2 separate regions of the Homo sapiens genome follow, and region 1 is linked to region 2. A link is a loop called in an ENCODE intact Hi-C map of the cell type or tissue named here. Cell type or tissue: endothelial cell of umbilical vein. All regions are shown on one strand. Links, peaks and the distances in the headings refer to the core of each region. The heading gives the core; the rest is flanking DNA. Region 1 overlaps AOPEP (aminopeptidase O (putative)). Region 2 overlaps AOPEP (aminopeptidase O (putative)).

Region 1 (12,619 bases), core at 5,342-7,841, 94 kb before region 2:
TTTCTGTAACAGACAGTATCACTTTGATATTCAGGGGGAAAAAAAGTTAAATTTCTTATCTTGAGTTGGTTTAAAACAAGAAACTAAATATGCTGAACTGTAATAAAAATACAGGAAAGGTATCACACCAGAAAACAAAGCTTGGTTACTTTATGCAGAGACCAGAATCATACCACGGCTGCAATGGTCAACTCAGCACTCAAATCCAGATTTCAACAACTTGAGCAACATGAACTGGACTCCCAGGGGGCCTCCCTACTTAGGAGTGCTGGGCACACCATCAGTAATGCCACCCATCTCCCAGGACAAGCACTACGAAAGAGAGGCCAGACTATCACCTGGATTTCATATTAACAGATTTGGTTATTATAAATTAAATTGAAATGAATTTCAACCTCCTTCCCTTGAGTAACTTTCCTTTTTAAATTCTCACCATGCCCCTGATAAGCTGCTGGAGAAGATGCTTACAAAACACTGAAATGCCCAAAATATAAATAACAAATGAAAGAAGGACAACAAATACTGGAAAACTTAGAAACTCCAATCAGTGCTGAAACAGGAGCTGCTAACACATGGCGTCTCTCAAATTCTGGGGGTGAAGGAGTGACTGGCATGGCACTGAATGGATGGCAGGTGTGAGGGCCCAGGAGGGTGACACGCAGCACACAAAAAAGAAACAGCACTTACACTTGAGGATCTCGAGTAACTTTACCCTACTGAGAAAACACAGGCTTTGGAAGGGGCCACACCGGTTTACAGGGCATGGCTCATCAGTAACACACGCAGACAAAAGGACAAAGGCCAGGAAAATTCAGACTGGTAGAATGATTTAATGTATGCATCTACACAATGCCCATAAGGAATTCAGTAATGTCCACCTGAGGCCTGCCAGCCTGATTGCCTCTCACCCTCACCTCTTCTCAGAAATGTGTGGCTGGTCTTCTGGCACCCCCAGTTTCCCCAAGAGAGTGCACGGTGACAGGAGATTTCATGTTGGTCACGGCAGCAAGTATAGAGGACCACATCCTAGGGAGTCCCAGGCAAGCCCCTGAGAGAATCAGTTTTCAGCAAACGAGGACAGCTCAATGCCACACAGCACCTGCCCACACAGCTACCTGGAAACTCTGCCCCATGTGCGTTCCTCACCAGCTGGCGCTGCCTTCCAGACACACTAGGCTAGTATCTCAGTAATATGGACCAAAACACTGCGGACATCTGGGGCCAATGGCTCTCGCGGAATTCTTGGATAACCTAACACAAATAATATACACAATTGGGCAGGGAAATTCTAATACAATGCTCTATCTATAATAGAAAGCAGAATTAAAGGAAAAGTGAGTTATAAAGCATTAATATGGACGTCAATATTTACAAGCTGATGCCTGAGTACCCAATTAAATACAACAGTGAAGCAATGGGCTGCCTGGAGAATCCCCACTAACACACAGCTGTTAATGCAAACTGAAGCAGCTGTGGCAGGTGGTCACTCAAACATCACAAATGCATTCTCACTGCAAAAGAGATTTTCTGAAATGGCAAGTAACTCTTGGAAAAATTCAACAAAATACAATCTTCCCAGATTTACCCTTCAGACTCATTCCCAGAAACCTGAGTCAATATTAAAACTGTGTACATAAAAGAATTTCTAAGCCCAAATATTAGACACCAGTTTTTCACCTGTACAGCTCTCCAGCTGGCACCTGAAGGCTGTGTGGGTAGTGACGTAATTCTCCAGTCTGCTGGAATGCACTGTGCACCACAGGCATAGTGCGCCTGGACTCCATACACCCACGGCCAAAGCACCCCGATCACAAAGCACCCACATCACTCCCACGAGGGTGATTCTGCCCTATGAGAACCGTTCCTTTATAACAAACTGCCACCACATGACAAAAGTGCCTCTGGAGGCCAAAATAATTGATGTAAATTGTGTTCAGTTGAGGTTGTTTATTCAGATATCAGACCCTAAGAAAATCATCTCTGTCACTATTTTCCTCCCATGAACTTCTGGCACTGGGCACCTGGGTGCTAGGTGTGAACTGGAATGCCTCTCATCTTTTCCTCTTGACAGACTGCATGCCCCGCTTCAGAATATTTGGACAAGCACAAATTTGAAAGATAAACAGGCCTGCAATGAGTGTTCTGAGGCTCATGATTCTGCTGAGACCCAAAGGGTGGTCCTGAACTTCACCCACGACGAGAGGGTTATTTCACCGGAATGCTCTGTCATGACTGATGATACGACTTATTTAGAAAAATAGGTTCACTTGATTTGCTCACTGCCAAAATTAAAAATACCTGCAAATTCTAGAATAAGCAAAAATAATGAGAAACTCTGGTCATTTGGACTTGAAAACGTAGTAACCCCTGCCATGTTCTAATGATGTGATAAAGTTTCCTGCACAACTTTTGCAAGGCTTTTGGAGATAGCCTAGATTCATACAGATACTGCTAGTTGCATTTTTAATAAAGAATCCTTAAAAGCTACCAAATTCTAACACCTAGAACTTCACTATTTAATTATTTAAAGCACCCCAAAACATGGCTCTACAGACACATGTGTGTCTTTTCTATATTAAAACAATGTGTATAATCAGAAATACAAACTGACAAACATTGGTTTGAGTAACAGAACTAAAAAAAAGAATTCAAAATACCAAAAACATCACTCCTCAAAGTAAATTTAATTTAGACAATATCACATACACACATCAACTCAATACTTTATATCAAGTCCACAAGAAAAAAACATAATTAAATGGAATGTGTTTAACTGTTGCATGCATGACTGGTGGTAGAACCTAGAGAGTAGGGAGGATAGGCATCAAAGACTACAAGTTTATTTATTTTATTATTCTATTTTATTTTATTATTTTTTGAGACAGGGTCTCACTCTGGCTCTGTCACCCACACTGGGGTATAGTGGTGTGGTCACAGCTCACTGCAGCCTTGAACTCCTGGGCTCAAGCGATCCTCCCACCTCAGCCTCCCAAGTAGCTGGAACCACAGGTGCATGCCACCGTATCCAGCTAACTTTTGTATTTTTTTATAGAGATGGGGTTTCGCCATGTTGCCCAGGCTGGTCTCGAACTCCTAGGTTCAAGCGATCCACCCGCCTCAGCTCCCAAAGTACTGGGATTACAAGCGTGAGCCACCACTCCCACCCTACAGTTTTAATTAACATGTGTTAACAATGCTTGAAAAACTGTAAATACCTTAAAATAGTTCCTAGCTTTCTTCTGTACCTAAGAATATAAAACAAGTCAACAGTTAAGGTTATATTCCTTATAGCTCATGGCAAAGATGTGGAGAAACTGGGACCCTTGTTCATCACTGGTGGGAAGGTAATGTGGTATAGCCACTTTGGAAAACAATCTAGGCTTCTTAAATCACTCCATTTACTCAACTGCTCATATAAATTTACTCAACTTACGTGACTCCTAGGTCATCTATCGGAGAGAGGTAAAAGCATATGTTCATTTAACAACTCATCTGTACTTACTGCAGCATTACTACAGCCCTAAACTGGAAATAACCCAAATGTGCATCAACTGGTGAACAGACAGATAAAATGTGGTGTAACCATAAAATGGAATACTGTCCAGGAATAAAGGGAACACAGCGATACACACTGCGACATGCATGCACCTCAATACGTTATGCTAAGTGAAAGAAAACAAACACGTAAGACCATGTATTATATGATTCCACTGATATGAAATGTCCAGAAACTGCAAATCTACAGAAACAAGAAGTAGATTTACAGGTTGCCTAGGGATGAGGAGAGGGGGAAATAGGCAGTGATTAGTGATGGATGCCAGGGGTTTCTCTGGGATGATGGAAATGTTTTAAAACTAGATTGTGGTGATGGTTGCACAACTTAGCTAACTTACTTAAAATCAGTGAATTGTTTATGGCACGTAAATTACGCCTTAAAGTTGTTAAAAACATATATATACACAGAAAGAACCTGTGCTGAAGCCCTGGGTAGCTATGAAGTGTTAAATCTATATTCCGGTTTTCTCTTACTTTCTTGACTTCAGAGTGGAAAAGATGACATCAGTCCATTAGCATTATGAGAATGCAGAATTTTGCTATTCAATTTCCTCTAAAGATAATAAAGGAACACGGGGGAGGGACGCATGCAGGGGAGCAAATAAATCTGCTCTTTCCTCATTACGGAGTTCAAACTGGGTCACAGCCCTATTAGGCTTAACCACTCGGAGCTTACTTATTACTGCTTGCTGCCGGCGGAGGCAGTGCTGGGGCCTGGGAACTGGCAGAGTCCAGTGATGATCATGACCACTGCCCTAGGAACACACGACTTTTAGAATGGGCTAACCCAAGCAAGACACCTAGGCTAAGCATAATGGGCACTCTGAACAATTAGGAAATGACACTACAGAAATTCTTATCTTTAGCTCATGTAACCTAAAACCTTACACAAGTCACTTACCTCCCAAACTTCAAAGTTATGTTTTATTTGTTAAAATCACTATCAACTTAATAATTATACAAAACGAAAATACCAATGTGGTAAGCAGGCAGCCCATGCCCAATAATCTAAGACGACCTTTCTTGCACCTTTTCTCCCAACTCCTGATGAATTAACTTTTGCCAAGTACCTACTAAACTCACTGCTTTGCTCAGTGGGGTCAGCTCTGGCAGCTAACCTACCAGCTCTGCTTTGCAGACTCATCAACAACTCTTGTCTGTCTGACAAGGCACTGAGCCGTATCCAGCACTGTTGCTGTGGACAAGGAAGTAGCAATGGGCCACGTCTGCAGTGGCTGTGGGCTGACAGTATCTGTTAACAGAAGGCTGGAAGGAGTAGGGGGACACCAGCATATGTAATGGCCTCTGCTGGGAAAATGGATCACGGGAGAAGGAAGAACAAGGACAAGCCAGAATTTCTGACCATCCAAAAGCCAGGACACCAAGACTGCCCCAGCCATAAGACCATGACACATGCACCAGGTGCAGCAGGTGAGCACTGTAGACCATCTTTTATTCCCTGTAGAAAAGCTATTGAGAATGGTTCTAGCATAAAGAAAAGACAAATATTTAAGTTGATTGAGATCCCAAATATAATGATTTGATTTTTATAAATTATATGATGGTACTAAATCACATGTACCCTAAAACTATGTATACCTATTATCCATCAATAACAAATAAATAAATATGAAGCTAATAAAGTAAAACAGTTCATTGGCCTAAGGGGAAAAAAAGGTTTTGAATAGGAAAGCAAAATAATAACAAGTATGATAAGAGGGCCAATCTGATAGAAATGGTTGGAATTATTTTTAGCTGAAGTCGATAGGATGAAAATCTAACCGTATGAAAAGTGAAATGCTGTGGAAGAGTAGAGGAAGCAGGAAATCGGAAACGCTATATTTATCCCCTCCCCTCCCACCATTCCCTTGAGTATTTCCTTTATTTTGAGAAGAAAGCAATAAAATTATTCTCCATACCAACATTCTCCCTCCTCTCAGAGACACTCTGGCAAACAAACCGGCCAAAGGCCTCATGGAACGTGGGGCCACACGCTCAGGCTCAGAGTACAAAACTACTGCCAGCTCTTGGGCAGTCGGTACTCACACAGGGGTCAGATACCATATCTAGAAACGGCTCTGGCCAATGACCAGGTGGCGTTTCCCTAGGCCTAGGAGATCCCTGGTCACTCTCAAGGCTGAGGGGAAGAACAGCACAGCCTGGAGAAAACAATGAGAATGCTCCCGAGGCCTCATGGAGGCAGTGCTGCCAGTGGCTGCTCACGAGCTTGTGGATGAACTGCTACTCTCTGTTGACAAAGGTAAGGATATTCCAACAAGGACACGGACTATGGAAAACAACTGGTGGCATTTTTCTCATGATTCATTCCTATCCTACGTTCTCTCTCATTCCTGACTCTCCATTTAAAATAAACTTCTCAAGGAAAAGCAGGGATCAGGTGGGGAAAAACAACAACCTGCCTGGATGATAGAGCCGGCTGGCTGATCTAACATTTGACATGAAAATTATCCGACATAAAACCATAATTTCTTTTCCCATAAAAAATTCAAGCATGCTCATAATTTACAGGGCATGTGGAGTTTCAGCCCTTAGCAATTAGGAAGCCAGTGTCGGTCCACTGAGCTTTATCCAATGACCCTTTTAACTACTTGAAAATGATGTCTGATTATCAAGTAATGTTATGGCTTACCTATAAAAACTTCTTTTCAAAAATATTGATCCTTGACTACATAAGCAAGGCCTTTCTGAGAAGCCTTTTTAAATCATGCATAACCCATTACTCATAGCTGGGACAAACACTGGACCCATTTCTTCTGTGACTAAGTGGGTTTCTGTTAGTCAGCGCTCAGGGAAACTTATTAACGATCCAGAGCCAATTCCACACAAGAATAATAGTTACTGCAAACTCAGACCTCTGTAGTTGCTGGGAGGCGGGGGTCAGGGGAGATCTCAACACTTGTTGTTGAAAGGTTTCTGGAATTCTTCAGTTGCTCAGGACACCAGCAAGCATTTTTTTGTGGATAACCAGACTTTTTGTAAATTGAGCTCACAAAGACCTCAACCAAAATCAATAAAACAGCTCTAGTGACTTCAACTAAAACTCCCTTTGGAGGAGCCGACTGGAAACTTCCAACTGAACCTGAGGCAGTATTTGACTAGGGCAGAGTGGCCCCATGGGGCAGCTTCCTGGGTCTGCCTGGGAGGCAGGCGTCCTCTGCACCTGTGGCTGGGACCCACTAGAGAAGTGACTGGGCTGCTTTCCCAGTCTTAATGCTGGGGACACTTCAGCTGGCCCACATCCGCCACGCTGATGTTCCAAACGTGCCCTCATCGTCATTCTTCCTGCAGCTACACTTCCTGGTCTCTCCTATCAGCTCTCAGGAACATCTTCTGTTCCCATAACACACCACAGATAACAAATGACTTTAAGTCTGAAAACAGTACTGGAAAAGCCCATTCCCCAGTAACATTAATTACTACTGTCTGTGACCCATGATGCAGGGGCAGCTCTGTGCAAAATGTTTTCCCGTGAAGTCTGTTTTGCAGATGAGGAAACTGAGACTTAGAGAAGCGAGTCGGTCCAGCGTGAAAAAGCCGGTGAGGGGCAAAAAGGTGGGATTTCAATCAGTTTGTCTGATCACAAACCCATGTCATTCCGGACTACAGCGGGGAGAAAGGTACCTTAAGATCTCAATTTAACCCTAATAGCACAGGTGACCCACAGCATCAGCTACAGCCATGGCCAAAGTTCTATGGAAAAATAAGTTAATGGAAACCACACATGTTCTGGGCAAGGGGGGAAATGTTTCCATCCACAACAGACAAACATTTTTCCTGCTAAGAAAACTACATCAAAAAACTTCTTGGGAAGTAAAACACTCTCAACAAACTATTTCTACTGAGCTATTGTTAAAACAGCTGCTTTATTTTGAGTGATTTCTAACATATTAAGATAGACAATAATGAACTGTCTTTAAAAAAAAACAAAATAGGCCAGACGCGGTGGCTTACGCCCGTAATCCCAGCACTTTGGGAGGCCAAGGCGGGCGGATCATGAGGTCAGGAAATCGAGGCCATCCTGGCTAACACGGTGAAACCCCATCTCTACTAAAAATACAAAAAAAATTAGCCAGGCATGGTGGCGGGCACCCGTAGTCCCAGCTACCCAGGAGGCTGAGGCAGGAGAATCGCTTGAACCCAAGAGGTGGAGGTTGCAGTGAACCAAGATCGCACCATTGCACTCCAGCCTGGCGACAGAGACCCCATCTCAAAAATAATAATATAAGGATGTATTCCCAAATATGCTGGCAACAGTTTTTCAGAGGAAAAAAACCCCACTAAGAATACCATAGAGGCACTTTCTGTTTTATTCTTAACCTTCATGTAAATGACATACCTCACCCTCTAGACACCTGGAACATCATTTTGAAGAGAAGGAATAACACTGAAGTCCACACGTTTATAATATGCCTCCTCTCTTTCTCTGTAACAGTGTATGATCTCAAAACAGGTTTGATACAAAGAAAAACAAAAAGCTGAGACAAAATCTACAACAATCACTTGCGACTACTCTCTTCTCCCCTCCCATTGAATAATCTGAACCAAGAGCAAGAGTCCTGTAGCAGTGTCTGATTTCTTCTCTTCTATGACCTTGAACTCCATCAGGGGTTCCCAAGAAAGTGAAAATGCGGTTAAGCAAATCTAAACAGAAATAGTCCTTCTTCGCCTTCTCTTCTGGAGCCGGTTTACTTGCTCCACCTTTACACTTCCCACTGAGCCTCTCCCTGGGATGGCTCCTGATGACAGTGACTCTTCCATAAACGAGGGCAGTTCTCCAGAAACCAAGGCGTCGGTCAGACCGTGAATCAAGAGTTAGATGCACACAGCGATGTAGCTTCAATCTAAGATGGGAGACTGTGGTCACACAGCAGGCCCCAGCCCAAACCTGCCCCCTGCTCAGAGGACAAAGGCCAATTAGACTCTCTGTGTGTGTGCGCACATGTGCATGCTTGTATGCACACACACCCACACAAGCTACACATGCATGCTGGTACATCACTAATCCTCTGCTGGAAGATACTTCGGCATCATTTAAATTTGTCTTATGATAATCTGATGCTCTGTGATTAGGTAATGCTATTGTTGACCAAGTCATTAAATTAATCTTCAATAAAGACTCAAGGATGCCAGGATCCTCAAGGCAGGGAAAGGCAGGTGCCTTTTCCCAGAGCCTTTCATTTTGCTAAGAAGGAGGAGAGGAAGCTTTCTGCAAGTCTGAATCAGCTCAGTACTTGCCTTTTCTTGCCACCTGCCCACTTCAGTATCTGCCAGTTGTGTTAGAGAGAAAATATGTCTTTTTCCCTAAGCCAGACTATTCCTACCCATTTTGCCCTGCCAGTAACACAGAGAGTTCTGGGGCACTAATCCCTTCACAATCCAAGTTTTGGGGAATGAGGGTAGTTTGATCTGGCCTATGAACAAACAGCCAAGTTAGACAGACTGCAGAAACTCTAAAATTGCAATATATCAAGGTATGAATATATATAAACATGAAAATCAGCTTTGCATTTTAGAAAACAATACTAACATATATATTTACAAATACCAGCACAGACTGGTGAAAAGGTCATTTGTGAGAGTGCCATTACTGCATTTCAAAACAAAATGTCAATTTATCTGGTCATGCTTATGTCTTTTTTTTTTTTTTTTTTGAGACAAGGTCTCACTCTGTTGCCCAGGCTGGAGTACAGTGGCGCAATCTCGGCTTAACTGCAACCTCCACCTCCCAGGCTCAGGCAATCCTCCCACCTCAGCCTCCTGAGTAGCTGGGACCACAGCCATGCACCACCACACCTGGCTAATTTTTGCATTTTTAGTAGAGACGGGGTTTCACCATGTTGCCGAGGTTGGTCTTGAACTCCTGAGCTCAAGCGATCCACCTGCCTCAGCCTCCCAAAGTGCTGAAACTATAGGCGTGAGCCATCATGCCTGGCCCTATATTTCTTTTTTTTTTTTTAAATAATACTGTCATGTCACAGTTGGTCTATAACAAGCATCACAAAAATGTCAAATAATCTGTGCCTTGTAAAATCCACTAATGTAACATGAAAAGCACAATTTGACATCAACCCGTGCAGTGAACCCAGCTGTGTTACTATAGAATCCTTATCTGCTCTTTGGAATTACTGATCTCTCAAAATCTGACTCAGTTTACTTCTAGCCCAAATGGAAAAGTCCTCAATAAGCCAGGAAACAGCCCTCCCTTTGGATGTGTGTCTAGTCTACAAAGGATGGCCTTCTGGGGTACCATCTTGTGTCTCCCAGACCTTTCCCTGTCTCCCTCAGTGTCTGTGCCCCACAATACAACAAAGGCCACCTGGACACATCTCTCCTTACCTGGAACCCAAAGCAGCTCTGCCTCCATGCCTGCCTTGGGGAGCTACCTGGGCAGACAGCTGGAAAAAGCAAGAGGAGACCCAGGCTCTAGTTCCAGGCCAGCATGCAGGCCTGGGAATCAACTTCTCAGGGCCTCTGCATTCTCATATGTGAAACAAGGACTTGAATTAGAGAAGCTTGTGAGGTCTTTCCCAGCTCTCACAACTCCAGCCTTGGACAACTTTCCAAACAAAGTGCTCAACTGAAACTTCAGGTGTTCCTCCGTGGCAATCCTTCTCCTCTTCCTTCTCCTTAGGACTAGCACATGCATCTATGGAGGACCTCTAGTAGCTTTCATAACATTCTACTCACTAGCACACTCCTCCACGTGCTTGGGTTATAATCTTCCGGTTATTTTAGACAGCTTCTTGCTGGTGGTGACTTTATTTTCTCAAGTTGCCTGAACTTTTCAGTTCTTCCTGATGGTCTGTGCAGCACCATGGTACCAAGATGAGATTTCCACAGGTCAAAAGCACTATGTTCTCTTTAACATTTAGAAGCTCAACATGACCAAGAATCATTTCAGAGAAAATAATCATTTCACAGAAAACTAGAGTACACTTTTGTCATGAAATACACTGCAACACTGCAACTGTGTTTAGCAAAAGGGTAACAGGTAGCTGGAACCTTCCTTTAGACAGAAAACTTCAATGTGATGATGCACATGGGCCCAATCTTAAGTGCCTTTCATTAGCTGGGTATTTGCAAAAGCTCCAACAGCCTTTAAAGGAACTTCAAATCAAAACTGTTTGAAAAAAAGAAACAAAATCAGCGACTTACTGCGTATAAAAAATGATGATAGATTATCTAAAATGGAGCTTTGATAGAATACAAATCTCATCAACAGCCTGACCACCACCTAGGGAGCTTCCAATTTGGAGACGGGACAAGGACAATCTATTGTACTATAATGGACAAAGTGAAGAGAGTGGCAAATAAAACAATACAGTTGCTCTGAGAAACACAACTGGTTTTCTTGAGTAAAGCCAAAAGGCAGGGAATAAACACAACAACTCATAAAGTACTGCTGCTGTACTTGCTGCTGCTGTACTTGCTGCTGTATACTTGCTGCTGTATACTTGCTGCTGTATACTTGCTGCTATACTTGCTGCCGGCTGAAGAACAGTTACAGGAAAAAACCAAGCCTGATTTTTTTTTAACGTCTATAAATAAATTTAGGAATGTTTTCCTGCTTCTCTGTCATGGAGGAGAAAAAAACAAACGGATGGCATCGCTATCCACATGCCATCACGTAAGCAGCCTTCCACCGCCTTCTGTGAAGAGGTGCCTTAAGATGCATTAAGTATTGAGTGAGTACTAGCTGCCTTAGAGAAGTCCCCTCACTAACTCCCACAAGGCTCTGACGAGGCACGTATCTGCCCTTTCACAGGATGACATGCGGTTGCACAGTCACTGTGGAGACAGCCTCGGAAGCAGGTCTGACCACCCAGCGCCTGTGTGCTGCAGCCAAGAGGCAGAGAGAACCTCTCCACAACACTAGCATTCTTCTGCAGAAAACAAGCTGCATGTCATCAGACACAATTCCAGAGAGGATAAGAACAGATGATTTTGAAAGGATAAAAAGAAAGGCACACCTAACAATGCTACAAGGACAGAGAGGATTCTGAGTCACAATAGTTGACAGAACAAAAGCAGGTTGCTACAACTCCAACTGACGCATGAAGATTCTAGGCTCAGTGACTCATTTGGGAATCTCGGGTGAGACATTTAGATTCCCATTTACTGGGCCAATGCCTTCTGGTCTGTAAAATGGAAGACACGAGCAGCATTAAGGTATCTAGACACTTTCAAATCCTCTCAAGAAATAAAATGTTAAGTATAAAAAAGCACGTTTGAACACCCACCGGAGTGGCTAAAATAAAGAAGTCTGACAATACCAGGAGCTGACAAGGAGGCAGAGAAACTAAAAACCTTAAACACTGCTGGTGGAAATGTAAAATGGTACAGGTACTTTGGAAAACAGTCTAGCAACTTCTTAAAAAGTTAAACATATACCTGCCATATAGCCAAGCCATTCAATGCCTAGGTACCCACCCAAGAGAAATGAAAACATATGTCTACACAAAGACAGTTATACCAGTGTCCACAGATGGGTTATTCATAATAGCCAAAAACTGCAAAAAACATTCCAAACATCTCATAACCAGTAAGTGGATCAACAAAATGTAGTATATCCATACAATGCAAAACTACTTTAAAATAAAAAGGAACTAGTGATACATGCAACACCACTGGAGCTCAAACTTTACAATGAAAGAAGCAGATCCAAAAGACTGAGTAGTGTATGATTCAATTACATGAAATTTCTAGAAAAGGTAAACTATAAACCAGAAAGCAGACTAGTACTTGCCTGGGGCTAGGAGGAGGAATGGGGATTGACTACAAATGGATACAAGGAACTTTCTGGGTGATGGAAATGTTCTAAAACTGGACTGTCGTATCAGGTACACAACTATAAGCATTTCTTAAAACTCAACAAACTGTCTGTGGATGAATTTCCTGGCATGTAACGTATACATGACATATAACTCAAGAAAGTCATTAAGAGCGAGACTCAGAATCACCATCTTTGCTGTCTGTGGGGGCACTCAGCAATCTTTACCTTTGTCATCAGGAGTAAATGTTGAAGGTAGAGCCACACGCTGCA
Region 2 (12,619 bases), core at 4,999-7,498:
TAGAGAGAGTGGGGCTGCTGGTGGAGACTTGGGAGCCTTTGGCTTAAAAGGGGGTATGGCCGGCCATGCCCACACCCCACCCGTGTGCACACCAGCCCTTGGCATGCTCTCTGCGACTCTTCGTCAGAGGGTGGCCCTGGGGTTGCCTGAGCCTGTCTTTCCTGTGAACACATGGAGCTGGAAGCACCTGGGACTGTACATTTTTCCAACCAATGAGACAAGTGCAGGGGTACATGCACCCTGGGGGTCCACTGCCTGATGCGAACAACTGAGGGTGACCCATGCTTCTTCCAGAGTAACCCTGCATGACCTGGCCTGATGTCACGGCACCCTGGCTTGGCCTCCTCACTTCCATTTCCCTTCCCTTTCCACCTCCTGGGAACATATATTAGTCTGTTCCTGAATTGCCATAAAGAAATACACAAGACTGGGTAATTTATAAATAAAAGAGGTTTAATTGGCTCACGGTTCTGCAGGTTGTACAGGAAGCATGATGCTGTCACCTGCTCGGAGGCCTCAGGAAACTTACAATTATGGCAGAAGGCAAAGGGGAAGCAGGACATCTTACATGGCTGGGGCGGGAGGGAGACAGTTGGTGGAGGAAGGTGCCACACACTTTTAAATAACCAGAGCTCATGAGAACTCACTCACTATTGTGACCACAGCACCAAGGGGGGATGGTGTTAAACCATGACAAACCACCTCTGTGATCCAGTCACCTCCCGCCAGGCCCCACCTCCAACACTGGGGATTACAATTCAACATGAGATTTGGGCGGGGACACACAGCCAACCCGTATCAGAACAATTCCTAATAAATCTCTTTCCCATACCCCTTGCATCAGGGTCTGCACCTGGAGACTCCCACCTAAGATGGGGGTTTAGATGAGACCACTCTGGGAGGACACGCAGCCGAGTGTGGAGGCCCCGAGGAAGATCAGCTCTGAAGACACAGGCAGGCAAAGGGCAGACCTCGAAGGAGATGGAGGAGGAATGACAGAGGGCAAGAAGAATCAGGTGAGGGACTGCCACAAAAGCCAGTGACAAAAACTTCCAGAAGAGCTGTCAACAGTACCAAACAAAGCAGAAGAGTCTCAAAAGATTAAAAATAAAATTTGCTTCCATAATCTGGTGACTGTCAGGGCACAATGAGCCAAGGAAAAAACAGTTTTCCTGTACTGGTGAGAGCAGAAAGCAGATTCCAGAGGACTGGAAGTTCTTAAGAGCTGTGGGAATGGAGACAAGAAGTGTTTTGATAATTAGATGAGGGTGCAGCAGTTTAAAGGAGAGATTATTAAGGATAGGAGAGGCTGGGTGTGGTGGCTCGTGCCTGTGGTCCCAGCTACTTGGGAGGCTGAGGCGGCAGGATCACCTGAGCTCCAGAGTCAGAGGTTGCAGTGAGCCGAAATCGCGCCACTGAACTCCAGCCTGGGCAATAGAGCCAGACTCTGTCTCAAAAAAAAAAAAAAAAAAAGATGGGAGAAGTGTGAGCATAGTCAGCAGTTAGAGGGAGAGGGAGAGGGAAGGGAGGGAGGGTGGAGGACAGAGGACCGTGGGTGACGACAGAGCCAGGTCCTGGTGGAGGAGGGCCTCAGGTAGCTGGTGCACTGGGCAGGGGCCCCAGGACATTTCCGTTTTGGAGCTTCTGCCACCAAAGCAGATGAAACTGAGATTTTCCTCTCTCCTTATCAGACTCTTCCTTGAAGCCTGTAAGCTTTCAATTTAAAAATAAGATGGTATATGGCTGGGCGCAGTGGCTCACGCCTGTAATCCCAGCACTTTGGGAGGCCGAGGCAGGCGGATCACAAGGTCAGGAGATCAAGACCATCCTGGCTAACACAGTGAAACCCCGTCTCTACTAAAAACACAAAAAATTAGCCGTGGTGTGGTGGCGGGCACCTGTAGTCCCAGCTACTTGGGAGGCTGAGGCAGGAGAATGGCGTGAACATGGGAGGCGGAGCTTGCAGTGAGCTGAGATTGCGCCACTGCACTCCAGCCTGGGAGACAGAGCGACACTCTGTCTCAAAAAAAAAAATTAAAAAAAATAAATAAAAATAAAAAAAGGCTTCCTATTTTAAGTGGAATGTACAGTAGGCATCATACAAATTCACAACACTTGTGGCATGCAGACTTTATTTTGGCTATGGATAGGGTTACATACTTGGGGTTTTCCCCCTATTATTAAGGGATGTTTTTGTGATCAAGGGATGAGGCATTCAGGAGGAAGGTTAGGGAAAGATGCTCGCATTTATCTAGCATTGTATCAAAGTGGAGGCAGCAGCTAAGATTAAGAGTTCCATAGACTCCTGCCTGTTGCACCTCCTTAAAGCGATACATTTTAACGTTTTCCTCAGCAGGAGCTTGAATTTAACAATGAATCCAGAAAAAAAGAGAAGTCATAATAAATCACAAACAATAAAAAAACAACAGATTTCTTCTGACCCTGCCACCTTAGCTCTTCCATCCCTGGGGCCTGTCAGAGTGTGCTAACTGAAAGCACTTAGGCAGAAGCTGCCGGAATCCAGCTGCACCCTGGAGACAGGAGGCATGGCGAGCCTTTCGGAAGCTGCCATGCATCTCAGGCAAGAGCCACCACTGCTGCACGAGTCAGGAGGGGACCTTGTAGGCAGGGGATAGATGACAGGAGAGAGCTGAACAGTGGCAGGACAGAAAGGAACACTGAAATCAGACTTTGCCTGGGGAAGAGTTCTGCCCAGGGCCAGAGAGGAGATGAAGAGTCTGGGAGAGTCCTTGGGGTCTTATCTGTGGGAAAGACATCTTCAATAATTAACAAATGAAAAATGGCATGTGACCCCTAACATTTTGAAACTGAGCAAATCGTCTTGCCTCAGAAGCCTGTAGCCACATTACAGGCTCTCCAGCCAATGAAGGCTGAGAAGGCTAGGAAAATACAAGAAACCTGTTAACGAATGACTTACAAGGAAGTCAATCTCAGACACATCGGATACAAAGGAAACACAGCAAAGTCAATCTAAGAAACATCTGGGCTGGGCGCAGTGGTTCACGCCTATAATCCCAGCACTTTGGGAGGCCGAAGCAGGCAGATCACTTGAGGTTAGGAGTTTGAGACCAGCCTGGCCAACATGGTGAAACCCTGTCTCTACTAAAAATACAAAAATTAGCCGGGCATAGTGGCACATGCCTACAGTTCCAGCTACTTGGGAGACTGAGGTGGGAGAATCACTTGAATCCAGGAGGCAGAGGTTGCAGTGAGCAGAGATCATGCCACTGCACTCCAGCCTGGGCGACAGAGCAAGACTCTGTCTTAAAAAAAAAAAAAAAAGAAAGAAAGAAAGAAAAGAAAAAAAGAAACATTTGATGAAACCTCATGACTCAGTGGATGTATGAAAGGCACAAATGGAAAGCTGTTCTTATAAATTACTAAAACTAGTAAGTCAGAGCCAAACAAAATTTTAGTTTTTCTCTTTTCACTTTGTTAATACTCCAGTATCTATAACCAAGAGAATGTTGAATGTTCCTTTTTCTCAATGTCTTTTAAAATAATAAGACACATACTTCATGTGTTAAAAGAAAAAAGATGCTTGGACCAAGCATACTTTTCACCCTGACCTGTATGTCCTTCCAGAGCCCAAGATACCTGCAGGTTTTTTGTTTGTTTGTTTTTTTATTTGTTTTAATGCAACTAAATGCTCTCAGTTCCCTGAAGACAGGAATATGGTATAGGGAACCGAGAAGAGTTTCCGTCCCTGGGTTTAAATCCCTGTTCTCTTCTTTATCAGCTAGAGGAGGTTAGACACGTTATTCAGTCTTTCTGAGCCTTGGTTCTTTATCAGCTAGAGGAGGTTAGACGCATTACTCAGTCTTTCTGAGCCTTGGGCTATTGAAGTGGAGACTGTTAACCTGCCAGCAAGAGAGGTGAGGAAGGACTGGCCACAGAGGCAGAGGGAACTCAAGGAGAGTAAGACACACAGAAGCCAGGAGGAGAAAGTGCTTTAAGAAGAAAGCGTTTTTAGGACAGAGTGGTCAAACATGTTGAACAGTGTGGCAAAGATCTCAAGAGAAGCTTCCACTGCATCCGCCAACATGTGGAAACCTATCAAGACATAAAGCGAGATTTTTACGTTGTTATGGCCCATCATTTCAAGACCATGGGGCATCTTGAAAGAAAGAACAAGATAGCATCTGATTGTTTTTAAGGGACTTCTTTCCCAAGGTCTCATTGAAAACAAAATCTGAGAACAAATTTTTACAAGTCTGGTTCTTCCTTTTACTTTCAATAACTTCCAGGTTCTCTGTGTCCATTTAAGGGAGAATTCTAGGGGATGGGAGTAAACGAAACCTAGACTATATAATTCAGGGCAGGTTCGGAAACATTTCCTCCTCATTGTAAGTACATCTGATAACAATATTTTCCTTATTGATGTGCAATAAGCCTTTCAAATGCAGTCAATTCATGGTTAGCCTAAATTTAGGCAAACAAAATTTCTGAATACGAAGACAAAGAAAAGCAAATGCCATAAAAAACTGTCTAGTACAAAGGTCTAAAAATACTAGATTGTTCTCCCAACTCCACACACAAAGGAAAAGATCTTGGCCATCAGAAGCTTGGTTGACTCAGGCTCCAGGGAAGCCAGAGATGAGGCCCTCCTCATGTGTGAACTGACTTCCCAGGGTGCAGTCTAACTTGCTTACAAGTTGGAAACACAGTTCACCAAAACTCACATTTACTGAGATGCCCCTACCCCACTGAAGGACTATGGTTATGCAAAACCAAAGGGATCAAAGGGACTAAGAGACGTAATGGAAATGACCTCTTAGGTGGAGGGACTGAGCCTTTAAGAGGTGAAGGGATTTGCACAGTGAGGCAGCTCGCAGGTAAGCATGCTCCTGGGCGCCCTACCTGAAAGCAAACCTCTCTGGCCCTCATGTCCCTCTGCTACCTTCCCAGTCTCGCTTCCTGGGCCAACACACCCCCTCTCACAGAGCCTACAGTTACCAGCCCCGCTTCCTGACTTCCCATCCATGCTCCTGTCCACTTCAGCCTGACTTCCTTCTCCATCACCCATGTAGTCCCACTTCTCTCTCTTTCGCCCCTCTTCATCCCCCAGGCAGCTTCCAACATCAGCCACTCCCACCTGCTTGCCTCAGCTTCTTTTCTGGCTTCCATGGCCCCTAGTGCCCTGGTTTTCTCTGGGGAAACACATAATGGTTTCCCCAGAGTCCTCTGTTGGCTCCCCCTCTTCCTCCTGACCTCTTCTCTCACTTTCCTCTCTCCCTGAGGATTTCACTGTGTTCAAGATTTAAAGGGTTTTATAGGCTGAATGTTCCAGTCTCTCCAGTGAGCTCCTGAATTGTAATCTCCAAAGTTCATAATATTGAATATCTATTGGTCATCACAAACTTAACACATGCAAAGCTGGAAACTTCATTTTCCTTCCAAGCTCCTCCTCATGTCTTTACCATCACACAAATGGGATCACCATCTACCCAACTGTCCAACTCAAAAACCTCAAAGTCATTCTGGATACACTCATTTTCCTCTTCTCCACATTCAATCAACCAAAGACCTGCCCGTTCCACAGCCAAAACACATTTCAAATAGGTCTGCGTCTTGCATCTGTCACAGGCACTCCAGGGCCTCTTGCATGGACTACTGCAAGGCTGCAACCGTTCTCCTGGCTTTCCGTCGGCTGCCTGTGGTGCTCTCCACACAGCAGCAGAGCAGCACCGTCCAAATACTGAGCAGATCATACCACCTTCCTGCTGAAGGTCCTGGAGCAGCTTCTGAAGAACTTGGGGAAAGACTCGTGTGACCTGGCTCCTGCCTGCCTCTCTTGGCCCCTGCCCTCAGTCCCTTTTCCAGCCACACTGCCCTTCTTTCTGTCCCTAAGGCACATGAAGGCCTTTCCCACCTCAGGCAGGCTATGCACAAGGCAGCTCATTTTCAGAGAGAAATTCCCCACCTCCTTATGCGCCGCCCTCCAGTTAGTATGGACATCACCGAGCAGTCTGCTCACAGTGCTGCGCACCACCTGTGACCGGCCGGTACCTGTAGCCATGTCCCTGCTAAGTGGAAGCTCTGTGAGAGCAGGGGCCATGTTCACTTTGGCCATAGGAGTAGCTGTCCTGCCTGGATCAATCAGCATTGGCCAAGAGAAAAGATGCTGGAACAATGGCTTTGGGGCGGGAACACAGGTCTCCTGGCTCCTGGCCCGCTCCACTTCCCTCCGCTAGATCTCCTTTCCGAAACAATGGATGAGTCAACTTGGGAGTCCGCCTTAGCGTGCAAGCGCAGGGAACTTTGCTGTGGGAAGGGTGCAGCTTGCCATACCCCAACATTCTGCAGTGCTGCACAAAAGTCCCAGCCAGCTCCCTCCCTGGGGTGCATTTGCGTTAGGCTTCAGTCACAGTCAGGCGAAGTGGGGGTGTATATTTAAAAACAAACAACAACAGCAGAACCATCCAAGGCAGGCCTCTGCCTGGGAAAGTAGATGGGCCTTCAGGGCGGCCATCTAAGAACAGGCGAGGAGAGGAGCAGTTCCTGGATGGCCATCCCTCCCCACCTGTTTGATGGCAGATTACCAACATCTGACTCTAGTGGAAGAGGAGGGGAGGTGATGGAACCTCCTGTTGCCATAGCAACCACAGTGCTCCCGGAGCCTAGGTACCAGGTTTCAGATAAACATTTCACAAAGAAAAGGAGCAAAGCAGAGAGGGACAAACGTGGAAAAATGGCATGAAATAATCCTGCACATGCCACAAGCCACAGTCTACAAACAAAACTCAGGAGCTGGCCATGGAATCCTGCTGCACAGGGGAGCAGCAGAGGCTTCCTGCTGGGCTACGATGGAAACAAAAGGGCCCATTGACACATACATCTGTGACCACTAAACACTTAGGAATCAATATTTTCCTAAAGATTTTTTTCCCCTTTGGCTTTATAGGTTTACTGTCTGCCAGGCTGCCAAACCCCAACCCTCGCCACATCCGCAGCCACCACGTAAAGTGACTGTTAGAACTTCAAACGAAGGATCTGACCCCCGGAAATGGCCTCATGCTAGTTTTTTCCTAAACAGTCACCAGGAAAATGACGGAAGGCAAATCGAAACGCATGCCCTGAAAGACTTAGAACATAACCATCACATCTGGGGGACAAGAAGCCCACCCCAACTTAATTTAAAAAGGAAACACAGCAGATGTCATCAGTTGGCAGGGAGGTGTCTTGAAGGAAAGAAGGAGGGGAATGAGAGGGCTGTGGATCACCATGCAGCTTTACCTTAACACCTGCATCTCCTCGGGGGAGCATTGCATCTCGTCCTGGAGGCGACGCCAGCGCAGACAAGCCCTCAGCTCCTGCTGCTCCCGGGCCTCATAGGGGGCCAGCTGCTCAGCCACAGACACACAGACACACATGCACAAAACACAGTCACTGTTGTGGTCCTGGTGCAATGGCTCACTTTGTTTCAATGGGGGACAAGATAGCCTGCCCCTGCTCTCACCTTGCTTCCATCAGAAACCTAAAGGCCACTGGAGCCTCTTAGTGCCTAAAACAAAAAACCAACCGTGCACGCTCGCTTGTGCTGCTGGCCGTGGAGCTGGGCCTGCTGTTTGGCGGAGGTCGCCTTGTTCTGGAACCCACCCATCCCACCGACACACACCTGGTCTGGAGAGAGTGGGCTTCCCTTGGGACCATTTCCACTTTGATCTGTCCTCTTTTCCTGCTTTGTCTTTCTGCACAGGATGGGGAAGGCCCCACCGTTCACCTCCGATTTTCCCCAGCCCTCAATTTTGTTAAGGACTGTTTCCAGCGGGGCCTGCTAATGCAACCCAGATGATTCTGTGTGCACATAACTAGAAGTGCTGCCTGGACTCACTCTGGGGGAGGGGAGGCCATCACACTCTGCCCTACTGAGTCAGAACCAGCTGCCGTCCCATGGTGTGCTCACTGGGCCACACGGCCCCGACCTCTGTGAGGGAAGGCAGCAGAGCACCCACTGGGGAGGGAAGACGTCTATCCACGGGTGTTTCTGGAAATCAAACTTTCCTGATAATTCGTTCAACAGATATTTACTGAGTCTCTGCTAGGCCATGGGGACATTACAGACAGGGCCTGGGGCAGCAGCCAGGGGAGGGAGAGATGGGCAGGAACACTAACATCAGAGAGCAGGTGACGGGAGAGGTGAAGGGAGAACCCAGATGCCCCCTTGCCCACCAGGGCTTCCTGAGGAGGTGGTGGTGACAGCACTGATCCTCAGGGAAGGAGGAGTCGGCCGGGGAGGAGGGATTTCGGGAAGAGCACTTGCAAGGCACGTCGGGCCAGGAAGTGTGTGATGTGCTTAGAGAATGGCAAGGCATATGGTCAGGCCTGGAGCAGACTACCATTCTGGGAGGGAGCAAGGTGCAGGGAAGCTGGCAGAGGCCAGACGATCCTCAGACCCCATGTGCCTGCTGTTATGGACTAAACTGTGTCTCCACAAAATATATGTGTTGAAGGCCTTACCCCGGTGTGACTGTATTTGGAGATAAGGCTTTCAAGGAGGTCATTAAGGTTAAGTAAGTCATGAGTGGGGCCCTAATCCTACAGGGCTGGTGTTCTTATAAGAAGAGGAAGAGCCAACAGAGCGTACTTTCTCTCTGCATGCACAGAGGAAAGGCCATATGAGAACGCAGAGAAAAAGCAGCTCGTGGCCACCTGCAAGCCAGGAAGAGTGAGGGGCCTCACCAGAAACCAACCCTGCTGGCACCTTGGTCTTGGACTTCCAGCCTCCAGAACTGTGAGGAATAAACGTCTGTTGTTTAATTCACCCAGTCTCTGGTATTTATTATGGCAGTCCAAGCAGACTAATATGTCTGTGAAGGCATTTAGACTTTCTCCAGGTTGATGACAAGTTACACCATCCAACCTTGCGACTGACTTGATTCACAAATCCCTGCGGATGCCTCTCTGAGTGGAAGGTGGTCTCCATCACCTTGTTGAGATTTCACATGTCCCCCGCAACCCACCCCCGGCCCCACCATGCTTTCTACTGCTCAGTGCTGCAGAGCACAGTCTCCCAGGCAGCAAAGTGACCCCGGTGACCCCTGTCACCCTGTATCCTCATGCCCTGCTCCCGGGTGGGGCCTGCTGGCCAGGAGCACCTGGGAGGTGGCACACCCACCCCTGCCCCACAGGGCACTCCCCCACTCCCTGGACGGTCTGAGGCAGGCACTCGCCAGGGCCAGCAACAGCCCAGTCTCGCACTTGAAGGGAGAGGTCAGCCTGGCGGACTTGCTCTGGAAATGTTTCAAACTTTGTGCTGGAATCTAGAATGGCAATTTTGCCTCAGGGATATTCATGTTTTCACATCTCGAAGAGTTACTGCATGTACCTCCAAGGATGATGAGGGGGCTGACTCCTATCATGTTAAGGGAAAAGAGCAACAGGGCAAGCTCAGCTCCTGCTGTCCCTTTAGGCTCACAACAGAAGCCACCGCCTCCACAAAGGCTTTCCAGGCCCGCCCAGACCTGTCCTCTCCTACCTCGGAATTCTGACAATATTTAGTGTTTACTTCTCTATGTAAACTTATCAGTCAAGAGGCAGGACCAAGCCAGCAGACTAAGGAGTGGCCTCCTAGAAGTCTAGGCAAAGGGAAGGGTAAGGAGGAGCACTCTTTGGAGATGCAGGAGATAAAAACTGGAGGTTCCATGATCAGATGCCTGGAATGCACCACAACTGCCAGGACCAGCGCGAATCTGAGAGTCTCAGAAGGGAGGCACTCCAGGGAAGAGATGGTGATAGAGGCACGTTCATATTAAACCCCTGCTGAATGCCTGTGTGTAAGACGGAGGGAAACACAAAGAGGAAGGGAACAGGTATTTCTTGTACATTCTCCACGTGTCAGGCACTGTGCTAAGCTCATTCACACCTGATCCCATTCACCCTGCAAGCTTTGGCATTCTTACATCCATTCTACAAATGAGGAAACGGAGGCTTGGGGAGGCTACCTAACCTACCTATACTCACAGAGCCAACGAATGGCAGAGCCAGGACTGGAAGTCTGTCTGACTCAGACCCCAGAGCCTTTTCTGTATCTATCATGTGGCCTCTCCTCACAGGACTCCATGTGGCAGGGGACACTGATGTGCACACTGCTGGGTCCACGGCCAGGGTATGAAAAGCAAGACCCAGCTCCAATTTAAAGCAGGTATAGTCCAGGTGTGAGGATAAGGAAATGACACAGTAGAAGGAAAAGAAAAAATAAAATAAGTTTAAAAAGGTAAGCACCAAGTATTGTGGGAACCCACAGTGTGTAGGAGGGTAGTGTTGAATTGTGAGCCGGGTAATCAGCCTGGGCTAGCTAGAGAAGGTGACCTCCAGCTGGTTAGTGAAAAATAAATAAGATTTCAACAGACAAAGGACCTTGAACAATATCATGCAGGTATGCACAAACTTGGGAATTTTGGAAAATGCCAAATAGTCCAGTGTATAAGGGACAGAGATGACAGGGGGAAAAAAGTGACCTAAACATTAGGAACTTGAGGCTGGGCGCGGTGGCTCACGCCTGTAATCCCAGCACTTTGGGAGGCCAAGGTGGGCGGATCACGAGGTCAGGAGTTCGAGACCAGACTGGCCAATATGGCGAAACCCCCGTCTACTAAAAATACAAAAATTAGCTGGGCATGGTGACATGTGCCTGTCATCCTAGCTACTCAGGAGGCTGAGGCAGAAGAATTGCTTGAACCCAGGAGGTGGAGGTTGCAGTGAGCCAAGATCGTGCCACTGCACTCCAGCCTGGGCGACAGAGCTAGACTCCGTCTCAACAACAACAACAACAACAAAAATAGGAACTTGAAAGTAAGCACGAAGCAGCTTAGTTGCTTATCATCCTCATTGGAACTGGTGGCCAATGCTTTAAGGTAGAGGTTGCAAACTGGGAGCGTGTGCACCAGGTCTGGCTTCTGGGTATGTTTGTCTTGCGTGGTATTTTTTAAATTAGTAAACTTCACATAAAAGTCCAGAATTATAAGTTACCTTAAAAAACTAATAGTGTAGGTTATATTGAGCCCTCCTTCCTTCACCATGACAATTGGTTAGAGCTGAGTAGCTGCTGTCAGTTTGCCACAGTTCTCACCATTCCCTAATCTATACCGCCCCTGCTTCATTCTTCATTCACTACTTGTGAGCAGACATCTGAGATGACTCTGGATTTATGTTTTAATCTCTTTATTTAAAACACACACACATACACTGCACACACACAAGTCACCACAATCACAACCACAAAGAAGTGCTTGAGTATGCTATAGCATGACCTTTTCTTCACATCTCTGCTCAAATATCTCCTTATCAGAGAGGCCTTCTCTTACTACCTTCTAAAATAGGACCCACTGCCCCTCTATGGGTCTCATTTCTCTTCACAGTACTCCAACACTTGACCCATTACTGATTCACTTGTCTACTCTCTCTCCCATCTCTAGATTGTAAATCCTGTGGGGAGTAGGGGCTTCCCTCTCTTATTTATGCAGCCATCTCCCCAGCAAAATTTGTGCCTAGTGCATAGTAGGCCCTCAGTCCATAGCTGTTGGGTGAGCAAATGACCAGAAATGGAATTTGACTCTGGGTAGTGAAATACTTAGGGTCACTTTAACCCACCTGCTGTGCTGTGGCCCAAAACACATCCTCCAAGTGAGTGGCGAAGCCTTCACTCAGCCACTCCTCCGTCCAGTCTCGGGCCCCGATGGCTAGGCCAAACCAGGCATGGGCAATTTCATGGCAGAGGCGGGTCCCACAGAGATGGTTCCCTCCTGTCAAGATGCTCTGAGAGAGGAACATGATGTGTGGGCTGTGGATAATGGGGGAGAAAATGCACAGAGTCTTGTTAGAGCCTGTCCTCATGGCCATCCGATGGGGCAGCTTTCCTAGCCTGGCAAGCCTGTTATTATCATGTGCATGCTAGATCATGACAGATAGGCTTGCGGCTTAGATGCTTTCAGACATAAATAAAGTGGCAGTTTATGTTTCTGGCTGTAGTTCAGGTGGCCGTTTCTGCCAACCAGTTTTCTCCATCATCAAACGGCTATTACCTGTAATAAGTAACCTGCACCAAAGTTTTACACTCAAAACAAAAATTACAAGGCAATGGAAGCATTTACTCTGAAATCTGGACTGTAAAAGAAGAGCAGGTGTGACAGTGTGAAGCCTAAGCTGTCAGGAGAGTGATCAAAGAAGACCCTTCAGCCAAAAATCTGAGCAGCTTACAAACAAATTGAGAAGTCATGCAGAAGGACAGAAAAAGCCAAGAAGAATGGAGCAGAAAATGTTCCATTCTGCACGGGGAGCTGGCTATGATGTTAACAAACGAGCAGGTGCCGGGGATGGCTGAGGTTTCCAGGAGGCCCGAATAAAGGCCGAGACCGTGTAAGGCCAAGCTTTTCCATCATATCTGCAAGTGCTTATAGACTCACATGACAGAACAAAATTATGCTGACAGAAAGAAGGCAGGGAGTTATCCCACCCAGGTGTGCAAATGGCCCCAGGACTGGCACCAGACAGGGAGATTTATCTAATCTCATTTTCCATACCTTGTGTTAAAACCCAAAATATCACCATTAAAACTGCATAGGTGGAATGGGAAGAAGGGGAGCTGACGAAAGAGGCC

What was found. A loop is a pair of places that touch in the nucleus more often than their neighbours do. Peaks named below come from ENCODE experiments on the same cell type or tissue, not always from the same donor. Only the 100,000 strongest peaks of a DNase experiment are listed, where the experiment ranks them.
Region 1: a loop joins it to region 2, with 8 times the contacts of the local background. A loop is called at or near these places in 1 of 110 quality-filtered maps.

The regions. Positions count from the first base shown.
Region 1 is chr9:95,017,527-95,030,145 of GRCh38, reverse strand. All of the region lies in intron 13 of AOPEP (aminopeptidase O (putative)), which reads right to left. Among named protein-coding and RNA genes, the nearest start is that of MIR6081, 42 kb to the left of the region's middle. RefSeq lists a silencer at 1,109-1,259 and enhancers at 5,668-6,867, 11,133-12,332. In endothelial cell of umbilical vein, for the core only: no CTCF peak of the experiment used is centred there; DNase peaks (open chromatin) are centred at 5,675 and 6,365; H3K27ac peaks cover 1,967 bases.
Region 2 is chr9:94,923,170-94,935,788 of GRCh38, reverse strand. It overlaps AOPEP (aminopeptidase O (putative)), which reads right to left. Exons shown (of 17, transcript NM_001193329.3): 6 at 11,614-11,803; 7 at 7,258-7,364. It overlaps AOPEP-AS1 (AOPEP antisense RNA 1), which reads left to right. Exons shown (of 2, transcript NR_147614.1): 2 at 6,926-8,769. Among named protein-coding and RNA genes, the nearest start is that of AOPEP-AS1, 16 kb to the left of the region's middle. RefSeq lists enhancers at 5,688-6,188, 6,905-7,693, 7,694-8,483. In endothelial cell of umbilical vein, for the core only: no CTCF peak of the experiment used is centred there; a DNase peak (open chromatin) is centred at 6,238; H3K27ac peaks cover 1,938 bases.